2 separate regions of the Homo sapiens genome follow, and region 1 is linked to region 2. Evidence: read pairs that join two places in POLR2A ChIA-PET (ENCODE). Cell type or tissue: OCI-LY7. All regions are shown on one strand. Each heading gives the region's core, and the rest is flanking DNA. Links, peaks and the distances in the headings are about the cores only.

Region 1 (8,336 bases), core at 316-8,315, 610 kb before region 2:
CCTCAATGTCCAACAACCTGGGAAGTGAGAGATGTAGAGAAAGGACAGGAAGAAAAAGACAGATCCCAACTCTACTTCAACCAGGACAGCTTTGCTCTGTCTGCTTATAGAGATTTCTGAGGTGATGTATACAAGACTGGATATTCCAGCTGCCAATCTTCTAGGGAAAAGTGAGCTGTGGGACATTTGTGTGTGTGTGTGTGTGTGTGTGTGTGTGTGTGTGTGTGTGTGTGTTTATTTTTTTAGAGATGGAGGTCTCACTGTATTGCCCAGGCTGATCCAACTCCTAGCTTCAAGCAATCCTCCTGCCTTGGCCTCCCAAGTAGCTGAGATTACAGGGGCAAGCCACTGTGCCTGGCTAATGTGCGCATGTATTAGTCCGTTTTCACGCTGCTGTAAAGATACTACTCAAGACTGGGTAATTTATAAAGGAAAGAGGTTTAATTTACTCACAGTTCTGCATGGCTGGGGAGGCCTCAAGAAACTTACAAGCATGACAGAAGGGGAAGTAAGGTACCTTCTTCATAATGTGGCAGGAGAGAGAAGGAAGAGGAACTTCCAAACACTCGGAAAATCATCAGATCTCTTGAGAACTCACTATCACAAGAACAGCATGGGGGAAACCGCCCCTTTGATCCAATCACCTCCCTCCCTCAACACATGGAGATTACACATGGAGATGAGATTTGGGTGGGGACACAGAGCCAAACTGGCTAATTTTTAAATTTTTAGTAGAGACGAGGTATCACTATGTTGCCCAGGCTGGTCTTGGACTCCTGGGCTCAAGCGATCCTCCTACCTCTGCCTTCCAAAGCACTGAGATTACAGGTGTGAGCCACCATGCCTGGGCTGGGCTACTTTAATTTATTCTTCTAAAATGCTAATTACTTTAGATTTTGGGAACCAACAGACATATTGATCACATTTCAAATGGTATCTGGCCAGGCACAGTGGCTCACACCTATATTCCCAGGATTTTGGGAGGGTGAGGTGGGAGGATAGCTTTAGCCCAGGAGATGGAGGCTGTAGTGAGCTATGATTGCGCCACTGCACACCATCCTGGGCAACAGAGCAAGTCTCTGTCTCTAAAAAGTAAATAAAATAAAATAAGATAAAATGTATCTTAGACACACTTTAAAAATTCTATACATGCTGCAGATGTATCAGACACACTTTTTTTTTCTTTTTCTTCTTCCACAGGCTGGTGGGGTGGAATAAAACACACTTCTGACTAAGGAATCAAGTTGTTACTAAAGAATAGTCATTTTTCTCTCCTTGAGATAAGCCTTCAGAAGGTAACTTGATAAAGAAATCACAGGAGAGTAAGGGTTATTACTTATGATGTTATTTCAAAAATAAATGAGTTGAAACCATCGACTGCCTGGTTTTCAGAAGGTAACCAGCAGAGGGCACTCTAGGCTTTATAGACTGCAGAAAATGCAAGCGGATCCCTCCAGAAGTTGGGGGTCAGTGCCTTAATCTTTATCTCCAGAAAGATACTTTCAGCTTGTTATTATTATTATTATTATTATTATTATTATTATTATTATTAGACGGAGTCTCGCTCTGTCGCCCAGGCTGGAGTGCAGTGGCGCTATCTCGGCTCACTTCACTGCCACCTCCGCCTCCCAGGTTCAAGCGATTCTCCTGCCTCAGCCTCCCGAGTAGCTGGCATTACAGATGCCCCCCCACGCCCAGCTAATTTTTGTATTCTTAGTAGAGACAAGGTTTCTCCATGTTGGCCAGGCTGGTTTCTGACTCCTGACCTCAAGTGATCCACCTGCCTTGGCCTCCCAAAGTGCTGGGATTAACAGGCGTGAGCCACCCTGCCAGGCCGATGCTTTCAGCTTATTAAGAGCTCACCTGTTGGATGACTGCAGAACATTTTCTTGGTAATGTAAACCAAAGCTTCTGTATTCCCAAATAGCCACATTAATCAACATTTACAAATAATTGTAAAATAATTTCAAGAGAATGAGAAGATGAGCCACAGACTGGGAAAAACTATTTACAAAAGACTTATCTAATAAATGACTGTTATTCAAAATATATAAAGACCTCTTAAAACACAAGAATAAGAAAAATAACCCGATTAAATAATGGGCAAAAGATCAGAACAAACTCACCAAAGAAAATACACAGATGGCAAATAAGCATATGAAAAGATTTTCATATGTCACTAGGGATATGCAAATTAAAACAACAATGAGATAGGACCACATACCTATTAGAATGGCAAAAATCACAACAATGAGGACACCAAATGCTGGTGAGGATGTGGAACAACAGGAACTCTCATTCATTGCTGTTGGGAATGACAAATGATACAGCCCCTTTGGAAAATAGTTTGGCTGTTTCTTACAAAACTAAACGGCTTACCATAAGATACAGCAATTGTGTTCCTAGGTATTTACCAAATAAGTTGAAAACTTATGTCCCCATGAAAATGTGCACATCAATGTTTATAGCAGCTTTGTCCATAATGGTCAAAACATGGAAGCAATATGAAAATGTCCTCAGTAGGTGAATGGATAAACTGTGGTACATCCAGATAATGGAATACTATTCAGCACTGAAAATAAATGAGTTATCAAGCCATGAAAAGACATGGAGGCACCTTAAATCCATATTGCTAAGTGAAAGAAGCCAATCTGAAAAGGCTACCTATTGTATGTTTCCAATTATATGACATTCTAGAAAAGGCAGCCAGGCATAATGGTGTGTGCCTGTAGTCTCAGCTACTTGGTAGGCTGAGGCAGGAGGATCACTTAGGCCCAGGAGTTTGAGATAAGCCTGGGCAAACTGGTGAGACTGTCTCTAAAAAAAAAAAAGAAAGAAAGAAATTTTTTTTTTTTTTCAGATGGAGTTTCACTTTTGTTGCCCAGGCTGGAGTGCAATGGCACAGTCTCAGCTTACTGCAACCTCCGCCTCCTGGGTTCAAGGGATTCTCTTGCCTCAGACTCCCGAGTAGCTGGGATTACAAGTGCCCGAGACCATGCCAGGTTAATTTTTCTAATTTCGTATTCTTAGTAGAGACAGGGTTTCACCATGTTGGTCAGGCTGGTCTTAAACTCCTGACCTCAGGTGATCCACCCATCTCAGCCTCCCAAAGTGCTGGGATTACAGGCGTGAGCCACTGAGCCTGGCCGAAAATGTTTCAATATTAAAAATAAAGAAAAACTTAGAAAAAATTAAAAAGACAAAAGGAAAAACCAGAAATACAGGGGTTGGGGAAAAATGAGCATAGAGGATTTTTAGGGCAGTGAAACTACACTGTATGATACTATAATGATGAATACATGTCATTATACATTTGTTAAAACCTACAGAATGTACAAAACTAAGAGTTAATCTGTTTGTTTGGGTTTTTTTTTTTTTGAGACAGAGTCTTGCTCTGTCACCCAGGCTGGAGTGCAATGGTGCAATCTTGGCTCACTGCAACCTCCACCTCCCGGGTTCAAGTGATTCTCCTAGGGATACACAAATTAAAACAACAATGAGATAGGACCACATACCTATTACCTCTTAGCCTCCCAAGTAGCTGGGATTAAAGGCACCTGCCACCACACTGGGCTAATTTTTGTATTTTTTTTTTAAGTAGAGACGGGGTTTCACCATGTTGGCCAGGCTGGTCTCAAACTCCTGACCTCAGGTGATCTGCCGCCATCAGCCTCCAAAAGTGCTGGAATTACAGGCATGAGCCACTGCATCTGGCCTAAATCCTAATGTAAACTATGAATTTTGGGTGATAATGATGTGTAAATATAGGTTCATCAATTGTAACAAAGGTACTACTTTGGTTCAGATGTTGATAGTGGATAAGGCTCTGCATGTATGTCTAGGAAAGGAGTATATGGGTTATCTCTGTACTTTTTTTGTGTGTGTGACAGGGTCTCGCTTTGTTGTCCAGGCTGTAGTGCAATGGCACGATCTCGGCTCACTGCAACCTCTGCTTCCTGGGTTCAAGTGATTCTCCTGCCTCAGCCTCCTGAGTAGCTGGGATTACAGGCGTGAACCACCACAGCTGGCTAATTTTTGTATTTTAGTAGAGATGTGGTTTCACTGTGTTGGCCAGACTGGTCTCAAACTCCTGAGCTCAAGTGATCTACCCGCCTAGGCATGAGACACGGTGCCTGGCCATCTCTGTACTTTCAACTTAATATTGCTGTGAACCTAGAACTGCTCTAGACAATAGTCTATTAATGGTAGCTCACACCTGTAATCCCAGCACTTTGGGAGGACAAGGCAGGCAGATTTGCTTTGAGCTCAGGAGTTAGAGACCAGCCTGGGTAACATGGCAAATCCCTGTCTCTACCAAAAAAATATACAAATATTAGCCAAGCATGGTGTCTTGTGCCTGTAGTCCCAGCTACTCAGGAAGGTGAGGCTGGAAGATCACTTGAGCCTGGGAGGCAGAGGTTGCAGCAAGCCAAGATCACGCCACTGCATGCCAGCCTCGGTGACAGAGTGAAACTCTGCCTCAGAAAAAAAGAAAAAGAAAAAGAAAAGAAAATAGTCTATTAAAAGCAATAATCCATGCTCACTTCAACAGCATGTGTATTAAAAATTGCAACAATACAGAGATTAGCACTGACCCTGCCCAGGCAGACACACACATTTGTGAAATGTTCCATATTTAAAATAATAATGAGAATCCAATGTTCTTGTATCAGTGTTCCCCATTATTAAATTTGTTCTTTTAATGAGTCACCTAGTGATACAGGTTTCCAGGAGATAATATACCCATGATTATCAGGATTTCTTTCTTTTTTTTGAGATGGAGTTTCCCTGTGTTGCCCAGGCTGGAGTACAGTGGTGTGATCTCGGCTCACTGCAGCCTCTGCCTCCCAAATTCAAGCGATTCTCCTGCCTCAGCCTCCTGAATAGCTGGGATTACAGGTGTGCGCCACCACACCTGGCTAATTTTTGTATTTTTAGTAGAGACAGGATTTCACCATGTTGGCTAGGCTGGTCTCAAACTCCTGACCTCACGTGGTCTGCCCACCTCGGCCTCCCAAAGTGCTGGGATTACAGGCATGAGCCACTGTGCCTGGCCAGGATTTCTTTTATTATTTATTTATTTTTATTTTTGAGACAGGGCCTTGCTCTGTTACCCAGGCTGGAGTGCAGTGGCACAATAATAGCTCTGGCTAATTTTTTTTTTTAATTTTTTTGTAGAGACGGGGACGGTGGTGGTTTCCCTATGTTACCCAGGCTGGTCTTGAACTCCTGGGCTCAAGCGATCCACCTACCTCGGCTTCCCAAAGTGTGGGATTACAGGCGTGAGCCACCACATCTGGCCTACTAGGATTTCTTAATCATCAGCACTCTTGTCTGAATCCACATTCATTGCCTGAACTCAAATGTAGTGGAGACCTATTTTCACATCAGCCTTTAATTAACCCTGCAAAACACTGACATGCTCTGAGCAGCCTGGCAGGACAGCAAACCATGCTCTTTTTCACCTTTTACAACCAGTGTACAAAATAGGATTATCATTTCCCCACAGACATCAAGAAATAACTAGAAGTTTACCAGGAATAAACTGTTAGGTGCCTCAGTTGCAGCAAAGTTCTTCTGGAGGTTGGAGGAAAGCTAATATTTGCTGAAGACCTAGTATTCAGGCATTTGGCAGGTGTTCAGCACACACAATCTCATTTCATGCCTCTGTGACCATGTCTACCTTATGGCTAGGGAAACTAAAGTTGCCCAAGGATACTCAGCTAGCTAGTGGCAGAGGTAGAAAGAAGCAAACCCAGATATTTTTGGCTCCACGTGCCTTTTCTTCAGAGGAGCTACCTCGACCTGCATTCAAACACTGCCACAATTATCCCTGCCACTTGCTGGGGTATGCTTCACAGTGGGGTCCATTTGCAGTGATTTCTGATTTTCCATATTTTAGAATTTTCCTGTTGCTTGCAATATGTCTTCTGTTCTTATGAAACTGCCCAAAACCAGGGCAATGGAGGTTTTTTTTTTTTTAAGGATCTTTTTTGTAGGGGCTGGATGGTGGGGGGTGGAGGTTGGGTGAGGGCAATGAAGGGAGATTGGTTTTTTATTCTGCGTACTTCCATAATGTTTGATTATTTTATGGTTAGAATGTATTCATGCATTACTTTTTTTTTGAAAAACAGAGAAGGCACCGGGCAAGGTGGCTCACGCCTATAATCCCAGCATTTTGGAAGGCCGAGGCGGGTGGATCACAAGGTCAGGAGTTCAAGACCAGCCTGACCAACATGGTGAAACCCCGTCTCTATTAAAAATCCAAAAATTAGCTGGGCATGGTGGCGCGCGCCTATAATCCCAGCTACTCAGGAGGCTGAAGCAGGAGAATTTCTTGAACCCGGGAGGCGGAGGTTGCAGTGAGCCGAGATCATGCCACTACACTCCAGCCTGGGCAACAGAGCGAGAGAGACTCCGTCTCAAAAAAAAAAAAAAAAAAAAAAAAAAAACAGAGAGAGAAGGAAAAAAAGCAGCTTTCTAGGCAAATACATGAAAACAATGTAGAAAGAGCCACAGTGCAGTATATATTCTATTTTTATGTTATATTTATAGTAATTTGAATATAAAGACCTCTGTTGAGAGGAAAAAAAGAGGACCAAAGTTTCATTATATGAATATTTGCTTCTCTTTGTCCCTCACACCCTACACACAGAAACACAAACAAAAGCCTCTCATTGTTTCCCCTGATGGAACAACGATGACTAAGTGGCTGCATAAATCATCCAGAGTTACCAAAACTTCATTCCCAGTCATTTGACACCATTTAGGGAGGACTGTGTTGGAAATGTGCAGCTGTTAAAGGCCCCACCACCCCCACTTAAGAATTAGGAGGCGTAAGAATAGGAAAGTAGTCAATACTACAGTCTCTAAGTGGAATATGGGTGTTTCATTTAAAGTTATTCCATCAATTTGAGGGTGAAAATATAATTCTCCCTTCCTTTGTCATAACTCAGGCACAGACTGTTTTCAAAATAAATTGAAGGCGAGAAGATTGAAAATTTTAGAGTTCGACTTGCAAATTAGAACCCGATGAATTTATTCACAGTCCAGTAGACAACTCTACAGTAAGGTTTGTACTGGTAAACTGGAGTGCTGTGGGGTTAATTTCTCAGAGATGAAGAACGGGTTAATAATCTCACCCTGATTATTCAGTATCTACTGAAAAGTGTTTACCACAGAGACGCAAGACAATAGAGACTGCATGCCACGTCCCCCTCTGCTATGACATACTCACACTGCTTTCAAACCATATTAATACCATGGATTGTGAATGCTCTACTCATTCTAGTTATTCGGGCAAAAATTCTCTTGTTAGTTGGCAAGAGCACCTCAAACCTCTTTTCAACCATCAGCAGTTAGTACTTTACTTTCCCTTGCTCACACCACCTGAATAATCAGGAATGCCTCTGTATTCATCAGTGCCTCCTTCACGGGGCAAATTGTGTATACTATACATATACACACACATATATACACACATATGCCCATATATGTATATATACATATATAGAGCTATATACTTATATGTGCATGTGTGCATGCGCGTGGGTGTGCACGTGTGTGTGCATGTGTGTGCATGTGTGTGTGTGCACATATGTGTGCGTGTGTGTGTGTGTATAGTGGCATGCACCATATAACAACATTTCAGTGAACCACAAACCACATATACAACAGTGGTCCCATAAGATTATAACACCATAGGCCGGGCGTGGTGTCTCACACCTGTAACCCCAGTACTTTGGGAGGCTGAGGTGGGCGGATCACCTGAGGTCAGAAATTCGAGACCAGCCTGGCCAACATGGTGAAACCCCGTCTCTATTAAAAATACAAAAATTAGCTTGGTGTGGTGTCACACGACTATAATCCTAGCTACTCGGGAGGCTGAGGCAGGAGAATTGCTTGAACCTGGGAGGTGGAGGTTGCAGTGAGTCAAATGCACACCGCTGCACTCTAGCCTGGGCAACAGAATGAGACTCCGTCTCAAAAATAAACAAATAAATAAATAAATAAAAAGATTATAACACCATATTTTTACTGCACTTTTTCTGTTTTTAGATGTGTTTAGATACACAAGTACCATTGTGTTACCACTGCCTACAGTATTCAGTACAGTAACATGGTGTACAGGTATGTAGCCTAGGAGCAATAAGCTGCACCATATAGCCTAGGTGTGTAGTAGCCATATCATCTAGGTTCGTGGTAAGTACATTTGATGATGCTCACACAATGATGAAATTGCCTAACGATGCTTTTCTCAGAATGTATTCTTCATGGTTAAGTAATACATGGCTGTGGGGATATTTGTATGTGTGTGTATATATATATATATATAT
Region 2 (8,336 bases), core at 121-8,120:
TGGCTTCAATAGCAGTGCAAATTCTTTCATACTTTTTACCTCCTTTGGTCTCCATCTTTTCAGTTCTAAACCTTATTTTGAGTAGCCACAAACCATTCCACTTTCTCCACTCCTGTATACCATAGTATTGCTAGAAAAGTCATGAAATTCCCATTAATTTCCTGAAAGAGCTCTCCCAACCTTTGCAGTCTTAACTCTGCAAAGGTAAGTTGCAAGCAGCTAATCTCCTGGAGCCTTCATTTCCTTTTCTGTTAAGTGGGGAAGATGGGCCATCACAGTGCTTCTCAAACTTAATAGGCATAGAATCACCTGGGGATCCCACTCAAAATGCCAGTTCTGATTCAGGTCTGACATACCCCGTGATGCCAATGCTGCAGACTGTAATTTGAGAAGTAAGGGCCTCAGTGAGCTCCACAATTATATAAAAAATAGTAACAAAACAACACCTGTGAGTCCAAGTCCTGAGTCAGTCTCATCATTCTCACACTCAGCAGACTTAACTGGAAACTAAAAGCCATCTGTTATGAACCTCTTCATCAATGTTTGCCTTTTCCAATAATTTTCCTCTCCTGAATCTTTTCTCCCTTTTCTTCCCTAGGTTACTTAAAAAGAAATTTTTTTTTAAATTATAAAATAGAGACAGGATCAGGTTGGTCTTGAACTCTTTGCCTCTATCAGTCCTCTTGCCTTGGCCTCTCAAGGTGCTAGGATTACAGGCATCAGCCACTACTCCTGGCCCTAGGTTACTTTTTCTACCTACATCCACGCTGTTCCTTCTTTCTGAATTGGGATCTTGTTCTCAGTTAATCCCTTTCCTCCAGCTCTTTCCCATTTACTTACAAATACCTTTAGGCTCTGACTGGACAAAACTGTGCTTTCCCAGGGATAGTTTCATAGCAACATTCTCAAAAGAAGGCACCATCTCTGCCATTGGTTTCTTTCCAATTCCACATTTGCAGCTGACCAACTTCACCTGAGACACTCAAACTGAACCACTTTGAAAACAGCTTATTCATAATAGTGTAATTGACAATAATGAAATTGGAAGTAACTATTCAAAATAAGGGAAGAAGTAAATAACTGTAATTTAATTTTTTATTTTTTGAGACAGGGTCCTGCTGTCACCCAGGCTGATGTGCAGCAGTGTGATCATGACTCACTGCAGCCTTGACCTCCTGGACTCAAGCAATCCTCCTGCCTCAGCCTCCTGAGTAGCTGGTACTACTGGCGCACTCTACCACCCCCAGATAATTTTCTAACTTATTTGTAAATTAAAAAAAAATTTTTTTTTTTACAGACAGGGTCTCACTATGTTTCCCAGGCTGGTCCTGAACTCCTGGCCTCAAGCAATCCACTTATCTCGGCCTTCCAAAGCGCTGGGATTACAGGATGAGCCATTGCACCTAACCTAAACGTAACTTTTAACGTTGCAATGATTAAAATGATACTTTGCACTTTGGGAGGTCAAGGCAGGAGGATTTCTTGCATCTAGGAGCTCAAGACCAGCCTGGGAAGCATGGTGAGATTCCCCCCATCTCTACAAAAAAGACAAAAATTAGCTGGGCACGGTGGCATGTGCCTGTCGTCTCAGCTACTCAGGAGGTTGAGGTAGGAGGATTGCTTGAGCCTGGGAGGCACAGGTTGCAGTGAGCCAAGATCGAGCCACTGCACTCCAGCCTGGGCAACAGAGTGAGACCCACACAGCCTGGGCAACAGAGTGAGACCCCACAGGGTCAGGCTGGAGTGCAAAGGAAAGATCTCAGCTCACTGCAACCTCTGCCTCCTGGGCTCAAGCGGTTCTCCTGCCTCAGCCTCCTGAGTAGCTGGGACTACAGGCGTGCACCACCACACCCAGCTAATTTTTTGTATTTTTTAGTGGAGTCAGGGTTTCACCATGTTGGCCAGGCTGGTGTCAAACTCCTGACCTCAGGTGTTCACTCACCTTGGCCTCCCAAAGTGCTGGGATTACAGGCGTGAGCCACCGTGCCCCACCGATACTTTGTACATTGGCATAGAATCAATGAAAAAGCAGCTCCAAAATAGTATGTCTAGTAAGATCCCATTTTTTAAATGAAGGAAAGAAAATACTTGGCTGGTCAGGTGTGGTGGCTCACACCTGTAATCCTAACACTTCGGGAGGCTGAGGTGGGAGAATCTTTTGAGCCCAGGAGTACGAGACCAGCCTGGGCAACACAGGGAGACCCTATCTCTACAAAAAAAAAAAAAAAGAGAGAGAAAGAGAAAAAATACTTGGAGGAAAATGTCTGGAAGGAATAACATTTCATTGATTCCACAATGTCAATAGGTATCTCTGGATGTTGGGTTGTGGATGATTTTTACTTCATCTTCTTCACAGTCTAAAATTTTTGCAATAGGTGTAATAGGATGTTAGACTAGAACTCTTTTTTTTTTTTTTTTTTTAGGAGATGGGGTCTCACTCTGTTGCCCAGGCTGGAGTGCCGTGATGCAATCATAGCTCACTGCAGCCTCGACCTCCTGGGCTCAAGCAATTATCCTGCCTCAGCCTCCCAAGTAACTGGGACCGCTGGCACACACCCTATAAGGTGGACACCACCACACCTGGTTAATTTATTTTTTGTAGATAAAGGGTTTTGCCATGTTGCCCAAGCTGGTCTCAAACTCCTGGGCTCAAGCAATCCTCCCAACTCGGCCTCCCAAAGTGCTAGGATTATAGATAGGCATGAGCCACCATGTCCAGCCTTTACAAATTTTTTGCAGATAATCTCTTCTTTCCATTCCTATTGCTGCTTACCCCAGTTCAGGCCTTCAAAAACTTTCACTTGGTCTATTATCAATAGCCTCCTGGCTGATGTCCCCAATGACAGTTCCTCATAAATACAGCTACAAGGTTTATCTTCCCAAAGCATAATTCTAGTCTTGCCACTCTCCTTGCTCAAAAACATTAAATGTCTCCCCGTAGCCTTCCAACTAGATAGAGCATAAATTCCTTAGCTTAGTATCCAAGGCCAGCTCCTTTCATTTGTACCCTAATCCAAAACATTTTTTGAGTCATACTTAGGTTAGGCTATTGCCTAGCTTGCCCTAAACACAGGATCTTTTTTCTTCCTCTGCTTGTTTATGCCACTCCCATTCCATGTTGCATTGTGGTGCCTCCCATATTGCTCCTAACATTGCTCTTAACACACCTGTTAAGAGTTCTCCCTGTTCTAAGCTGAGCTTGGACATGCATCTTCCAACAGGTAGTCTTACATTCCCTTTGGCCCGTGAGCATATAAGGTCATTTTCTCATCTGTGCTGCTCTGTTACACATTTCCTTGTGTATTACGGACTACCTCATGTTAGCTTTGCTTTCATTCATGTTTCATCTCCATGGAACTCTGGTGGGGACGCTGTCGGGTTCATCTGTGTGTCTCCCAGAGCAGCTAGCCCAGCTTCTTGCCCAAAGAGGGAGCTCAGTAAATGTTGAATTACTTTGGAGAATTTGTTTGAAAATATCTTCCTGATTTTTACCTCTAATGCCTACTTCTCCTTTAAGTGAATACCCCTCTTGCTCCTTGGTCTTTTGTGTGTGAGCTGGCTAAGTGGGAACTTAATCTGTGGTGTCTGATGCCTCACTGATCCTCAAAAAAACAGTAACTTCTCAGTGCCATCCTCTATAATCATATGATATCTTCAGTGAATTAAAGGTTTATTCATTAGACATCTACTCTGTACTTGGTACTGTGGTAACTGGGATAAAACTTGCTATGTACTTGTAAGACATCATCCCAGAGTTTTTAATCTTTGGAATGTTTCAGTGCCTAAATCTGCTGTCTGTGGTTGATTTTTGGAACTTGCCTTTGTTTCACCATTATGGATGAAATACATTTAGAGTGAAGTTTGAGGATCTCAGCTGAGGTTCATCAAGTCATTCAAAAGCAAGTAGAAAATAAAACTGGAGTCAGGTGCGATGACTGTAATCCCAGCACTTTGGGAGGCCGAGGCAGGAGGATCACTTAAGCCCAGGAGTTCAAGACCAGCCTGGGCAATATAGTGAGACATTATCTCTACAAAAAACTTAAAAATCAGCCAAGCATGGTGGTGCATGCCTGTAGTCCCAGCTACTTGGGAGGCTGAAGTGGGAGGATCGCCTGGGAGGCAGAGGTTGCAGTGAGCCAAGATCGTGCCACTGCACTCTAGCCAGAGTGACAGAGCAAAACTCTATCTCAAAAAAAACAAAAAACAAAAAAAAAAACCGTAGCACACTCTTGCTTTTCTATCAATAACTGGACTCTCAAGAACTGGTTTCTAAATTAGTGACTGAAAATATTGGTCAAAATGATCAGAAACCTCATTCATTTGCATTTTCTCTCTCCCTCTCTCCAATTACCCTCAAGAGAATTTGGTTCATTCTGAGCATCACAGATGACTTAATTTTGTGGTAAGAAAATAGGAATTAGAGTCAGCCAATTAGGAAACCTCAAGGAAGAGGAAGTGTCTCTAGGCTAAAGGGAAGGCTGTTGAGTCTTATTTCCTCTCTGTTCTTGACTCACTTTCTTAGTGACTGGCCAATCTCTGCACCTCCCTTTCCCCACCTTCAGGGAGCTGAGGGTGGGGGTGGGGAATAGAGTGAATAAAGTCTAAATAAAGTTCATAAAGATCCCAAGATGTAGGGAGGTACCATGAAATAATTGATCTTGCAGTTCCATCCCCCATCAACATTCATGGGTGAAGGCTGCATGTGTGTGTGACACGATAGGTAAGAATTAGCTGCTTTCCAAATTAAGACAGAGTGAGTTTCACTTCTGAATAATAGCAGTGTGCAGTGCAGGCCCATGCAGTACCTATTTGGTTTCATTCTTTACTAGGGATAGATCAAAGCGAAATAGCCAACAATTCAGGCCTTATTCATCAGTGCGCCCCCTCCTTTCACAAAGAAGCTGAGTTCCAGTCAAATAGTAGGTGGCTTAATTTCACCGTAGTGGACTTCTATGCCTTTTAAAGTGGGTACAGCATACTCACCTGTTTGAGAGAAGAAGAAACTGAGATTATGGTCACCAAGTAATCTGTGGCAAGGCTCAGATTCAAACCCAGTGCTGCTGACACTCAGAGCAGAACCTGACCATTTTCAAAGTTCACAATATGACCGTTCGCTTCTCCCACCCTTCCCCATCTTATTTTTCACTGGAACATTTGCTGTTCTCTCAAGCTATGAAGGGCTTCCTGTGTTAACATGCCTAAGGGGAAGCTGTATGTTAAAAACCACCAACGGTTAAGCCCAAGCCAGCTGGGGTCTTCCGTTGTTTCTTCCAGTATTGTGGGGAGACCCATGAGAATTCTCAGTGTTTTTCAAAGTCCTTGGCTTCCAGAAACAAGAAGCTGAGCATCGGGTTTTCATTTAAGACAGAGCTTGGAAAAACAAGAAATATCAAAAGCCGTAAGAGGATAATACTGAAGTTATTATAGCTAAAAAACAAGGGTGAACTGAAAAGCTAAAGGTTTTGGCTCTATAGAGGGGTTCATGTATAGTTGTATTTAAATGTCCTTTGGGTTGAAGTGATACAAGTTTATTCCCTCTCAAACCAAAGGACAGCATTTATTCTGGGGAATGGCTGAGATAATCCAGGCCCAGAACCACACTGACTGGTTAGTAAGGGGATGGCACAGAAGGGAAATGATAGTTGTGTGACTTCTATGTTGCTAAACACTGTATTGCATCCACCATTGGTTCCAGAGGGTAGAAGAACCACACTAGATGTTACAGACAAGGGGGCAGAGGAGGGTTGCTTTATTGGAATCTGGGGTTTGAAGGGCTTATGAGAAGCATAACCTCATGTAAGTTGCCTCATGTAAGTCACAGAAGTCACACCCCAAACCACATTTGGTGCTCCATTTGTCCGTTTCCTTTACCCATAAATTATAGAACTAGAGTAGAGAAAGTACCCTTTTCTCCTCCTCCAACACTCATCCAGAATGACTGAAGTCCTAGGTAGCCAACCATAGCTACTGGGGTGCAAGAAGAACTGAAGGATCTGAGAAAGACAAAAAAGGGAAAGATACAGAGCCAGGTTCTTGTCCTCAGGGAGGAAGCTCTGAATTAGTGAAAATCTGGCCAGAGAGCTGGGCAGAGTCCTACGTCCCTTTCTTTACCCAGAACTGCTACATCCCTAGCTCTGTCCTTATTACAGCTGTCCTTTGGGGCCCCTTAACATCAGGATACTCCTCTAAGATGCTGTATTGCAAGTGGCCAACTCACAGGGCACTGTGTTTCAACCCCTGCTAATATCATATGGAAACACAAATAGGCTTCTTTTTTTTTATTCCCTGGCTCACTGAAACTGCCGGCAGAGCACCTTAAGCTAAGGGCTACATTCTTATCTTGCCTTTAAACACCATGTGATTCAGCATGTCTGCAGTCTCTGGGAATCTACACTGCCACTTTCTACCTTTGCCTTGTGGGTAACCCTTACCTTCCACCTACCTCCACCCCCAGGGGAGAATGTGGGCCTTGCCAAACGGAGGCCCCCAGGAGATTTTCCAAGACTCACGAGATGTCAAGTCATCTCTAAATTTTTTCAAAAAACCAGAAAGTCATTTCAAAAAGTCTAACTTGATGGCCCCACAGAGAGGAAGATCAAACTTTCCACACAGACACAGCAAGTCTGCCACCCAGGCTTGTGTTAGAGCTGCAGTATTGGTACCCAGACATTTCTGAAAGCTCCCTGACCCAGGGGAAAGTCCACCTGAGTGAGTAGTTTAGCTGCTGCCCGGAGCCCGTTGGCACATATTCACGAAGTCGGCTTCCAGGGGATTTCCCTTTGAATGGAATTGGCAAACGTTTTGTCTTTCTGAAAGATTTCCCAGAGGAATTCATTTAGCTATGTGGAAAAATCTCAAATTCTAATATAAAATCTCTGACCTTTTAGGGTTTTGAAATTTGGATCTCTCATTTACTGACAAATCTTTTTGAATAAAGAAAAACAATTAACATAATAGAAAACCTAAACAGTGAGAATGCATATTCAACAAATGATTGGAGTGCTTACCTCAGGCTAGGCACTGTTTGGTATTGAGGATACACTGGTGAACAAAACAGATGTGGCTAGTTGGGCATGGTGGCTCACGCCTGTAATCCCAGCATTTTGGGAGGCCGAGGTAGGCGGATCACTTGAGGCCAGGAGTTTGAGACCAAACTGGCCAACATGGCAAAACCCTGTCTCTACTAAAAATGCAAAAATTAGCCAGGCGTGGTAGTGCACACCTGTAATTCCAGCTCCTTGGGAGGCTGAGGCACAAGAATCACTTGAACCCAGGAGACGGAAGTTGCAATGAGCCGAGATCGTGCCACTGCACTCCAGCCTAGGCGACAGAGCGAGGCTCCATCTCAAAAAATAAGCCAAAAACAACAACAACAACAACAAAAACAGATGTGGCCACCACCCTCAAGGAGCCTGATTTTTAATCCTAGCTTTCAATTTATGTTTGTGTTGAAAATGAGGTTGATTCCTTCCAGGAAGTATCCTTTAGAGTATTAAAATATATACACCATCCAAAATCCTATGCCCAGCTTAAATACCATACCACAAGAGGGGATGAAGATTTGTTTGAATGTGTGAAATAATTCTCATAGACTGCAGGGTGCGTAATATGTGTGATTTGAAATATCCCATCACAGGCCAGGCATGCTGGCTCACACCTGTAATCTCAGCACTTTGGGAGGGCAAGGCAGGAGGACTGCTTAAGCCAAGCTTGTCCAACCCATGACCTGCAGGCTGCATGTGGCCCAGGATGGCTTTCAGTGTGGCCCAACACAAATTTGTAAACATTCTTAAAACATTATGAGATTTTTTTGCAATTTTTTTTTTAGCCCATCACTTATCATTAGTGTTAGTGTAGTTTATGTGTGGCTCAAGACAATTCTTCTTCCAATGTGGCCAGGGAAGCCAAAAGATTGGACACTCCTGGCTTGAGCCTAGGAGTTTGATACCAACTAGTAACTGTCACAAATGAATTTAAATTCAGGTTTAAATAAAAAAGGATGAACTAACTCCCACACCATTAGGGATTCATTCATTCAACTAATATTTATTGAGCACTTAATATATGCTGGTTATTGTTCAAGTTGTCTGAGCTGTATCAGTGAACAAAACAAAAATCCTTGCCATCACAGAGGTTAAATTGTGGGTGGGCATGAGGGACAATAAACAGTGAACAAATTTATGATTTTTTTTTTTTTGAGACAAGGTCTCACTCTGTTGCCCAGACTGGAGTGCAGTGGCATGATCTCAGCTCACTGCAACCCCCACCTCCCAGGCTCAAGCGATTCTCCTGCCTCAACCTCTCCCGAGTAGCTGGGATTACAGGTGCACACCATT

What was found. ChIA-PET counts read pairs that join two places held together with the same protein. Peaks named below come from ENCODE experiments on the same cell type or tissue, not always from the same donor. Only the 100,000 strongest peaks of a DNase experiment are listed, where the experiment ranks them.
Region 1: POLR2A ChIA-PET joins it to region 2 with 11 read pairs; 2 of 35 experiments call an interaction of 5 or more read pairs at or near these places.

Annotation. Positions count from the first base shown.
Region 1 is chr14:34,671,355-34,679,690 of GRCh38, forward strand. It overlaps the pseudogene RNU6-1261P. Among named protein-coding and RNA genes, the nearest start is that of CFL2, 39 kb to the right of the region's middle. In OCI-LY7, for the core only: a CTCF peak has its summit at 1,376 (motif pointing right); a DNase peak (open chromatin) is centred at 1,427; H3K27ac peaks cover 269 bases.
Region 2 is chr14:35,281,151-35,289,486 of GRCh38, forward strand. The region is part of intron 9 of PRORP-PSMA6 (PRORP-PSMA6 readthrough); the gene reads left to right. It also overlaps a transcript of PSMA6 not described here. Among named protein-coding and RNA genes, the nearest start is that of PSMA6, 7.1 kb to the right of the region's middle. RefSeq lists enhancers at 4,596-4,695, 5,553-5,662, 6,483-6,542. In OCI-LY7, for the core only: a CTCF peak has its summit at 7,581; DNase peaks (open chromatin) are centred at 401, 4,451, 4,791, 5,221 and 2 weaker places; H3K4me3 peaks cover 3,369 bases; H3K27ac peaks cover 6,382 bases.